Regions from separate parts of the Homo sapiens genome. Here region 1 is linked to region 2. A link is a contact called in ENCODE Hi-C or POLR2A ChIA-PET data. All regions are on one chromosome and are shown on one strand. The core of a region is the stretch at or near the end of the contact, and the rest is flanking DNA. Distances in the headings are between cores, read along the strand shown.

Region 1 (4,491 bases), core at 969-3,468, 450 kb before region 2:
AATCTGTTAAGGATTACATGAAGATGCCTATCTTACTTTGCACTTAGCAATATAGGAGCGGCTCATGTAACGCTTCCGCGTGTGAAGTCAAACACACATCCACATACCCCACACACACCATACCTAAGAGTACCAAGGTCTAGCTTTAGAAGGCAAAAACAAAGCAAAGCCGTTTTCTGCATATGATTAGATGTTTACCATCTGTACTTCATGAAGACAAACCATGTCCAGCCTACCCACCATCATAATGCCAGAGCCTGGCAGAAGGCTTATACCTAGTAGGTATATAATAAATATTTGCTGAATGAACCAATGAATGAACCACTGTACCTGCTTTTTTGATCATTAAACTTTCCCTGGCCGGGCGCAGTGGCTCATGCCTGTAATCTCATCACTTTGGGAGGAAGAGACAGGTGGATCACCTGACATCAGGAGTTCAAGACCAGCCTGGCCAACATGGTGAAACCCTGTCTCTACTGAAAATACAAAAAATTAGCCGGTGTGGTGGTGGGCACCTGTAATCCCAGCAACTCGGGAGGCTGAGGCAGAACTGCTTGAACCCAGGAGGCAGAGGTTGCAGCCAGCTGAGATCACGTCACTGCACTCCAGTCTGGGCAACAAGAGGGAAGCTTTGTCTCAAAAATAAATAAATAAATAAAAATTCCCTGATCTTTTTTCATATATAGTAACAGCTAGTTACAGACCTTTCAACTTTTCACTGCCATTATCAAGGTGCCCTGCCTGCTAATACTGAAGAAAAAAAAAAGCCTACATTTTGTTTTTTGGAGTATGTCTCCAATGCTTCACGTAGGTAACTTAGCAAAAAAAGAATAAGCATGAAAAAAATCCAGCTACAAAGGTTTAAATATTTGTTTCAAAATTACCATCTGGAGTATCTCTATCCTCCCCAAAAGCAGACAGACACTAGCTTACAGCAGTCTTTCAGGTAACAATCCTTCAGTCTGCTCTAAAGGAAAAATTCCAGTCACAAGTCCCCAGCAACTACTTAATGAACACCATGACCTAAGAGGAGTCTCAAGATTGCACAGTATCCTCCAAAGTGATTTCCTGATGTTCATAGATGACGTAGTTTTTAGGATGAAGAAAGGGCTTAGTGGCAAATCACTGATAGAGGCCTGCAAAGACTGTTCGTTCACATACTTACACCCAACATCCTATCTGTAATCCAGGCAGGTCGACTCTCCAAAATAGTCTTAAAAAACGAACGGCTAGAACAAATTGAAATCTGTGACTCACAACTAGGTGAATGCAAAGGAAGCTGATTAGGAAGCGAGTTCTCATTAATGGTGATGTATCTGAATGACAGGAGAGGTGACGCTTGAGCTAACAAAGTGAAGCATCTGATTTTAAGTTAGAAGTTAACTGAAGTCACGCTTTAGTTGAACACTTAAAAAATCAGACAAATCTATTTGCATTTTTGTATTCTATTTTTGGAAATAAAAGACACCCCTGACAAACGGAGTGATATACAGGGGATCCGAAATGCCCTAAATTGATGCCATTTTTTTGAAACTTCACCAGGAATGACTAGATTGTGAACAGGATTTCTACGCAGCACTTGAAGAACTTTCCAAAGAATCTGAAAGAAAAATTGTTAATGCATAAAGTAGAAACCCATTACCTAAAAATACAAAACGCGTTATTCCCCGATGACAGCACTTAGAGCTTTCTTTCCTGCTTAGTTACAATGTATAAAATTTTCCTGGAAGTTCCTACAAAAAGGGACACAGATCTGTTCTGTTCAAGCCTTCAAGTGGATACTTAGGGAGATCGCAGTGAAATACTTTCGGCCCCACGGGGCCAGTCTCAATAAAGTTATACCCAGCACGTGGGTGCAACTCACCAAAAGAAATAGAAACGCAATCGACTGTGGAGACTCTCAGTGGCAGAGGTGAGACAGCCTCCCAAACAAAAATCCCTCCAGGCTCTGGTCCTCCAAGAGCAAACCGCGCCTAAAGGAAGCCCGGTCCGACGCCAGAAGGGCCCCCGCCGGGGACGACCAAGGTCTGCGCCCAAACAAACCCGGGTGTGCGCCTCCCTCAGAACCCCCACCACCGGCAATCATGCCACTGTCCCAACCCGGAGCCCCGCGCGCGGAATTGTCCCTCACCACTCGCCCCTATCTCACAGTCGTCGCCGTGCACAGGTGCCATGGTCCCGAATCTCCCGATTCCGCGCCAACCAGCCCAAAACTGGCGCGGGGGCCGAGACAGGCGCCAGCCTGAAAGCCAATCAGCGGCTCGGGAGGCTGCGGACTTCCGGCCGGAAGGCCACTGACGTGCCGCGCCGCGCCGCGCTCCGCCCCCGGCCTTCCCGCGGACGCGCGTTTGGCGCCCTGTGATGACCCCTTAGGGAAAAGCTAGAGCTGAGGGGAAGCCGGAGGAGAGCAGGAGAAAGAAGCGGTCGGGCGCTGGAAAGGAGCCGCCTGGAGACTGCGCAAGCGCACGCATGCTGATGGGAAAAGATTTGGGCGCGTGGGAGAAAGGGCGCTCTGGTTCTCAGAGCCCATTTTCCCGGAAAGGAGGCGCGGGCGGGCAGGAGAGTGGGCGTGGTTGGATCGTTTTCCCCAGAGCCGGGAAAGCGACTGCCTCCTGCTGCGCGCCCTGAATTTTGCCTGATAGTTTGCTTCTCAGCAGTCTGGATACAGTGGCTGTGTGATTAACAACTTAAAGATATATGCTCCGTCTTAACCAAATAACCAGAAGTAGCATTACCAATAAATGGCCATCTGATCTCATATGCCTCCTGATGTAATGCGTATGAAAAAGGAAAAACTTCGCCTATATGGTCTTCTTGCAAAAAATGTCTAACCTGAATCTAACCATGAAGAAACAATCAGATGTATTCAAAATGTAGGACAATCTACAAAACACCTGACGTGAACTCCAAAATTTCAATGTTATGAAAAACAAAAAGGGTATTCAATTTTTGTGTATGATACAATGGCTGTAATGTGTACATCTCATGTTATCTCTTTCCAAAAAGGTATAACATTTTTATTAAATAATGCCTGCCACACATTTGTATTTTTTCCTACATTATTGCCCACATGCTTATTGATCCCTTCTTCATGTGACAACAATTTTGTAATATTTTCTCCAAAGAGGATATAAAGATAATTCAATCTGTCTTCTAGCATGGTTGATCAATACTTGTTTCTTAATTTCTGATTGTTTAGAAAATGTCTTTCAGCTTCATAATCATTTAATATCATGTTATGTGATCCATATGTTGTGATACATAACATGTAGTAATTTACACTTAGACATAACTTCCTATTTAAAGTACTACGACAGATTTATTCCTACACTTCCCTTTTAAAAACTGATGGAAGTTTTATAGTTTTATTATCAAGCTTTTTCCAACCAGGAGAGAACCATGTTGGCTAGTCATTAATAAGAACCAAATCCTTACCTTAACAATTTCACAGCTGATTACTTCCCACATGCCCGGGTATAACTCTAGGCATTTCAAACCTCTTTTCTCTTTCACTACTGCTGTGGTCTGAATGTTTCTCTCCACATAAAATGTATGCGTTGAAACCTAATCACCAGTGTGGTGGTGTTAGGAGGTAGGGCCTCTGGGAGGTGATTAGGTCATCAGCAGGAACCCTCCCTCATGAATAGGATTAGTGCCCTCGGAAAAGAGGCTCCAGAGAGCTGCCTTGCCCCTTCTTCCATGTGAGAACAGAGCAATAAGGCACCATCTATGGACCAAAAAGTGGGCCTACCCCAAACACTGAATCTGCCGGCACCTTGATCTTGGAATTCCCAGCCTACAGCACTGTGAAAAATAAATTCCTGTTGTTTATTAGCCACCCAGTTTGTGGTATTTTGTTATAGCAGCCTGAACAGACTGAGACAATGACCCACATACTTTGTGGGAAAAGACCTGTAGGACACTTTCTCTTTTTGAGATGGAGTCTCGCTCTGTCATCCAGGCTGGAATGCAGTGGCACCATCTCGGCTCACTGCAACCTCCACCTCCCAGGTTCAAGCGACTCTACTGCCTCAGCCTCCCGAGTAGCTGGGATTACAGGCGCCCGCCACCACACCTGGCTAATTTTTGTATTTTTAGTAGAGATGGGGTTTCACCATGTTGTCCAGGCTGGTCTTGAACTCCTGACCTCAGGTGATCCACTCATCTCAGCCTCCCAAAGTGCTGGGATTACAGGTGTGAGCCACCATGCCAGGCCAGACACTTTCATACCATGATATGTCTTCTGGCCCTACACTTTCAGTTCAAAACTCCTGGTAAGTCATCACACTGGGGTAGAAATATTCCTGGAAGCTATTCCTACACCAAGAAGTCTATGAATAACAGCCCGGCGCTGTGGCTCACGCCAGTAATCCCAGCACTTTGGCAGGCCGAAGCTGACAGATCATGAGGTCAGGAGTTCAAGACCAACCTGACCAATATGATGAAACCCCATCTCTACCAAAAATACAAAAATTAGCCGGGTGTGGTGAC
Region 2 (4,540 bases), core at 755-3,254:
ATGTTCTCAGAACTGGTATGCAACTCCCCCAAGTAGTTGGCACCAAGGCTCAAATCCAATCCCCACCCCCACACCCCCACACAGACACACACAACTCCTCTCATAGGAGCCCTGTAAAAAGGGAGAGGACCTGCCAATTAATATATGAAAAGATTGTCAGCCTCACTAATAACCAGGGGAATGCAAACTAAAACAACAAGAAATCATTTTCACCTGCCAGATTGGAAAATATGACATTTTGGCAAAGATTGGGGCAAACAGGCAATTTCATTACTGCAGGAAGTATAAATTGGCACGGTCATTTTGGTGAGCAATTTGGGAGTGTGTCTAAGTCTTTAAAATGTTCACATGATTTCCCCTCCCCTCCCCAACATTTCCTGTCTTAGGTGTCTTCCCTAGAAAAGGACACTCTGACATGGACAAGCAGGCGGTGTTCACTGTAGCATCGTGTGGAAAAAATGAAAATCTAGAAACAACCTATAAGTCATCAGTGGGAAAATAAGTTTTCATTTTTTTATAGCTAAGAATTAACTAGATCCACATGTAGCAACAGGGATTTCAAAACTGAATGAGATGGTTGAGTGGAAAAAAGTGAGTAATGAAAAAAGTGAATGATATGGAAGGAGAGTATCATTGTTGCAAAAACAAACACATGTGTTTATGTAATTTTTTTTTTTTAGGTCTGGAAAGATTTACTCCAAACTCATAACTGAGGGTGGGGACAGGTGGGGAGGAGAGGGACCTAGATTGAGTTACTGTCAAAGAGGACTCTATTTATAACGTACTTATTTTCATAAGGAGAGTGTATTCATGTTATACTCTTGCAACAGAAAATTAATGATTAAAAAAAAAAATACATGTTCCTCTGGAAAGTGTACCTAACCTTCGAACACTCATTCACATGGTATATGATCAAGATTTACCTTTTGTGACATCTTTGCAGGACTACAGACTGAGTGGCCCCAGAAGCGTCCAAAAGTTTTCCCCTGGGAACACAAGGTCTAACAGGCTAAACGAGCAAGCACAGTAGAAAGTTTTTACTGAGGCTTATGAAGCCAAATTCAAACAGGAAACTTCTAAAGCTTTTGAAAATCCATCAGAATTAGTTTGGGCCCCTGAATTAGTTACCTACTGCTGCATAACAAATTATCCTAAAACGTAATGGCTCAAAACGACACATTTCTTTTCTCACAGTTTCTATGCTGCAGGAATCAGGGTCTCTCCCAGGGCTGCAATCAGAATGTTCACCGGGGCTACTGGCTCATCTAAAGGTTTCACAAGGGAAGGATCTGTTTGCAAATTCACTCACGTGGTTGTTGGCCAGATTCCGTTTCTCACAAGCTGTTGGACTAAGGGCCTTGGTTCCCCTGAGGGCGTCAGTTTCTTGCTGGTTGTTGGCCAGAAGCTGTTCTCAGTTCCTGGCCATGTGAACCTCTGCATGGGGTGGTTGACAGCATGGTAGCTGGCTTCCTCAGAACAAGCACGCAAGAGGCATCAGAGACAGTTTGCAATCAAGACAGAAGCCACAGTCTTGGCCAGGCGTGGTAGCTCATGCCTGTAATCCCAGCACTTTGGAAAGCCGAGGTGGGCGGATCACTTGAGGACCAGAGTTTGAGACCAGCCTGGCCAACATGGCAAAACCCTGTCTTCACAAAAAAATACAAAAATGAGCTGGGAGTGGTGGCATGTGCCTATAGTCCCAGCTATTAGGGAGGATGGCTTGAGCCCGGGAGGTTGAGGCTGCAGTGAGCTGTGACCATGCCACTGCACTCCAGACTCAGCGACAGAGCACGACCATGTCTCAAAAAAAAAAAAAAAAAAAAAAAGGTCACGGTGTTTTGTAACCTAATCTCAGATGGGACATCCCATCATTTTTGTCCTATTCTGTTCATTAGAAGCAAGTCACTAGTGTAGCCCACACTCAGGGGATCCAGGTCAGAAGCTGCCTGTCATAGCCTCATGGGAATTCTGTGTTCCGTTCCAGCTGTGTTAACATGGGGCTAGTGGGAGTGGGATAGGGGGAAGGGAAGGGAGGGAATACTCGCTTCCAAAAGAGTCCTGAAAGAGAATTTCTGATGTTGTCAGAGAAAATATTAGTATATCCAGTAGGTGGCACCCATCACTGTGAACAAGGGTCCCCAGCCCCTTGAGAATAGCACCTAACACAACAAACTCTGGTAATAAAGATTTAAGCAGCCAATCAAATATTCTTGTTAATAGGGAATTTTTGCGTATTATGCAATTGTTCTTTAAAAAATTATGATTAATTTCCGTTCTGTTACCATTCTAAGTGATTTAGATGATTTTCAAATTTTCTTGCAGATTTTGACACGTATGGTGGCAAATTATAACGACATGTAAGGTTTTTGCACGCAAGCCAGGATGTTTTACTAAGAGAACAGTCATTCTACACTAAGGGTCCCTTAAGTTAGCATCACAACTGATAAATTCAACATGTGATCATTTGTGCCTAACAAAATATACTTCAAAAAAACGTGGCTGCGCCATTCACAATGTACCAATTCATAACTTTTAAACCTTTCTTCATATGGCTAAAATATCTAGGTTGTTATTAAAGATAATCTAGCAGTGCTTTTCTACCTATTGTATGTGACTTATTCGTGGATCAAAATAACTTGGTGGATTTTGATAAGTAAATTTATATCACAATATTTCTTGGTAAATGGTAAAATGTACATATCCTAAAATATATCATTGTAATCACTTTAAGTGTACAATTCTGTGGCATTATGTATATTTAAAATGTTGTTTAGATCAGATGCGGTGGCTCACGCCTGTAATCCCAGCACTTTGGGAGGCCAAGGCGGGTGGATCACCTGAGGTCAGGAGTTCAAGACCAGCCTGGCCAACATGGTGAAACCCTGTCTCTACAAAAATTAGCCAGGCACAATGGAGGGTGCCTGTAATCCCAGCTACTCAGGAGTCTGAGGTGGGAGAATCGCTTGAACCCTGGAGGCAGAGGTTGCAGTGAGCCGAGATAGCGCCACTGCACTCCAGCCTGGGCAACAGAGTAAGACTTCATCTCAAAAAAAAAAAAAAAAAAAAGTTGTTTAAATATCACCACTATCTATTTCTAGAGCTTTTTCATCATCCCAAGCAAAAACTGTAGCATAGGCAATAGTTTCCCATTCTTTCTCTCCCCAGCCCCTGGTAACCTCTATCCTTCTGCCTCTATGAATTTGCCTATTCCAGATGTTTCATATAAGTGGATAATATATTATTTGTCCTTTTACATCTGGTATGTTTCATTTAACACAACATTTTCAAGGTTCATTCATGTTGTAACATGTATCAGAACTTTAGTTCCTGTTTTCAATTCTTTGGGGTATATACCTCAGATTGGAAGTATTGGATCATATGGTAATTTTTTTTTTTTTTTTTTTTGAGACAGTCTTCACTCTGTTGCCTAGGCTGGAGTGCAGTGGCATGATCTCGGCTCACTGCAATCTCCACCTCCTGGGTTCAAGCGATTCTCCTGCCTCAGCCTCCCAAGTAGCTGGGACTACAGGTATGCACCGCCACGCTCGGCTGATTTTTGTATTTTTAGTAGAGACGCAGTTTCACCATGTTGGCCAGGCTGGTCTCGAACTCCTGACCTCAAATGATCTGCCCACCTTGGCCTCCCAAAGTGCTGGGATTACAGGTGTGAGCCAGGCCGGATCATATGGTAATTCTATGTTTAACTTTTTAAAAACCACCATACTGTTTTCCACAGCAGCTGCAACGTTTTACATTCCTACCAGCAATATACAAGGGTTCCAATTTCTCTGTATCCCCATAACACTTGTTATTTCCATTTTTTTATAATAACCATCCTGGTGGGTATGAAGTAACATCTCATTGTGGTTTTAATTTGCATTTACCTAATGACTAATGACGTTGAGCATCTTTTCATGTGCTTTTGGTCCATGTCTAAGTCTTCTTTGGAGAAATGTCTATTTAAGTCTTTTGCCCATTTAAAAATTGGGTCGTTTGCTTGTACTTGAGTTGTAGGAGTTCTTTATATTTTTTGGATATTAAACCCTCATCATATGTATGATTTTCAAAACTTTCCCCCATCTTTTCACTTTCTTGATAATGTCCCCTGAAACATGCAAGCTTTTAATTTAGATGAAGTTCAATTTATCTATTTTTTCTTTTGTTTCTTGTGCTTTTAGTGCCATATTTAGATAAATGAATGTCTTCATGAAATACAATAGAAAAATCACAATGTGGCCAGGCACAGTGTCTCATGCTTGTAATCCCAGCACTTAGGCCAAGGCGGGTGGGTCACTTGAGCTCAAGAGTTCGAGACCAGCCTGGGCAACATGGGGAAACCTTGTCTCTACAAAAAAAATATAAAAATTAGCCAGGCATGATGGTGTACACCTGTAATTCCAGCTACTCAGGAGGCTGAGGTGGCTGAGGTAGGAGGATCATTTGTGCCTGGGAGGCGGAGGCTGCAGTGAGCTATAATTATCCAACTGCACTCCAGCCTGGGCGACAGAGGAGACCCTGACTCAGAAAAAATCAGACTGGG

The links. A loop is a pair of places that touch in the nucleus more often than their neighbours do. ChIA-PET counts read pairs that join two places held with the same protein, here RNA polymerase II (POLR2A). Pooled maps may share reads with other maps.
Region 1: a pooled map shows a loop between it and region 2 (5-fold over the local background). The contact joins the promoter of POLA1 here to the enhancer-like site in region 2. A Hi-C loop is called at or near these places in 1 of 168 maps with a recorded cell type or tissue (chondrocyte), 2 of 37 single-sample maps with no recorded cell type and 4 of 50 pooled maps. POLR2A ChIA-PET finds 5 or more read pairs at or near these places in 2 of 52 experiments (GM12878 and endothelial cell of umbilical vein).

Annotation. Positions count from the first base shown.
Region 1 is chrX:24,691,645-24,696,135 of GRCh38, reverse strand. It overlaps POLA1 (DNA polymerase alpha 1, catalytic subunit), which reads right to left and starts at 2,218. Exons shown (of 37, transcript NM_001330360.2): 1 at 2,132-2,218. The coding sequence starts at 2,174. RefSeq lists enhancers at 1,957-2,046, 3,749-4,249 and a silencer at 2,237-2,396.
Region 2 is chrX:24,239,820-24,244,359 of GRCh38, reverse strand. No RefSeq gene overlaps it. Among named protein-coding and RNA genes, the nearest start is that of SUPT20HL2, 72 kb to the left of the region's middle. RefSeq lists an enhancer at 1,550-1,629. Within about 2 kb of position 2,004, at least 6 of the 41 ENCODE cell types and tissues checked have a DNase peak (open chromatin) inside an H3K27ac peak, as active enhancers do; they include GM12878, where a contact is called at or near this core.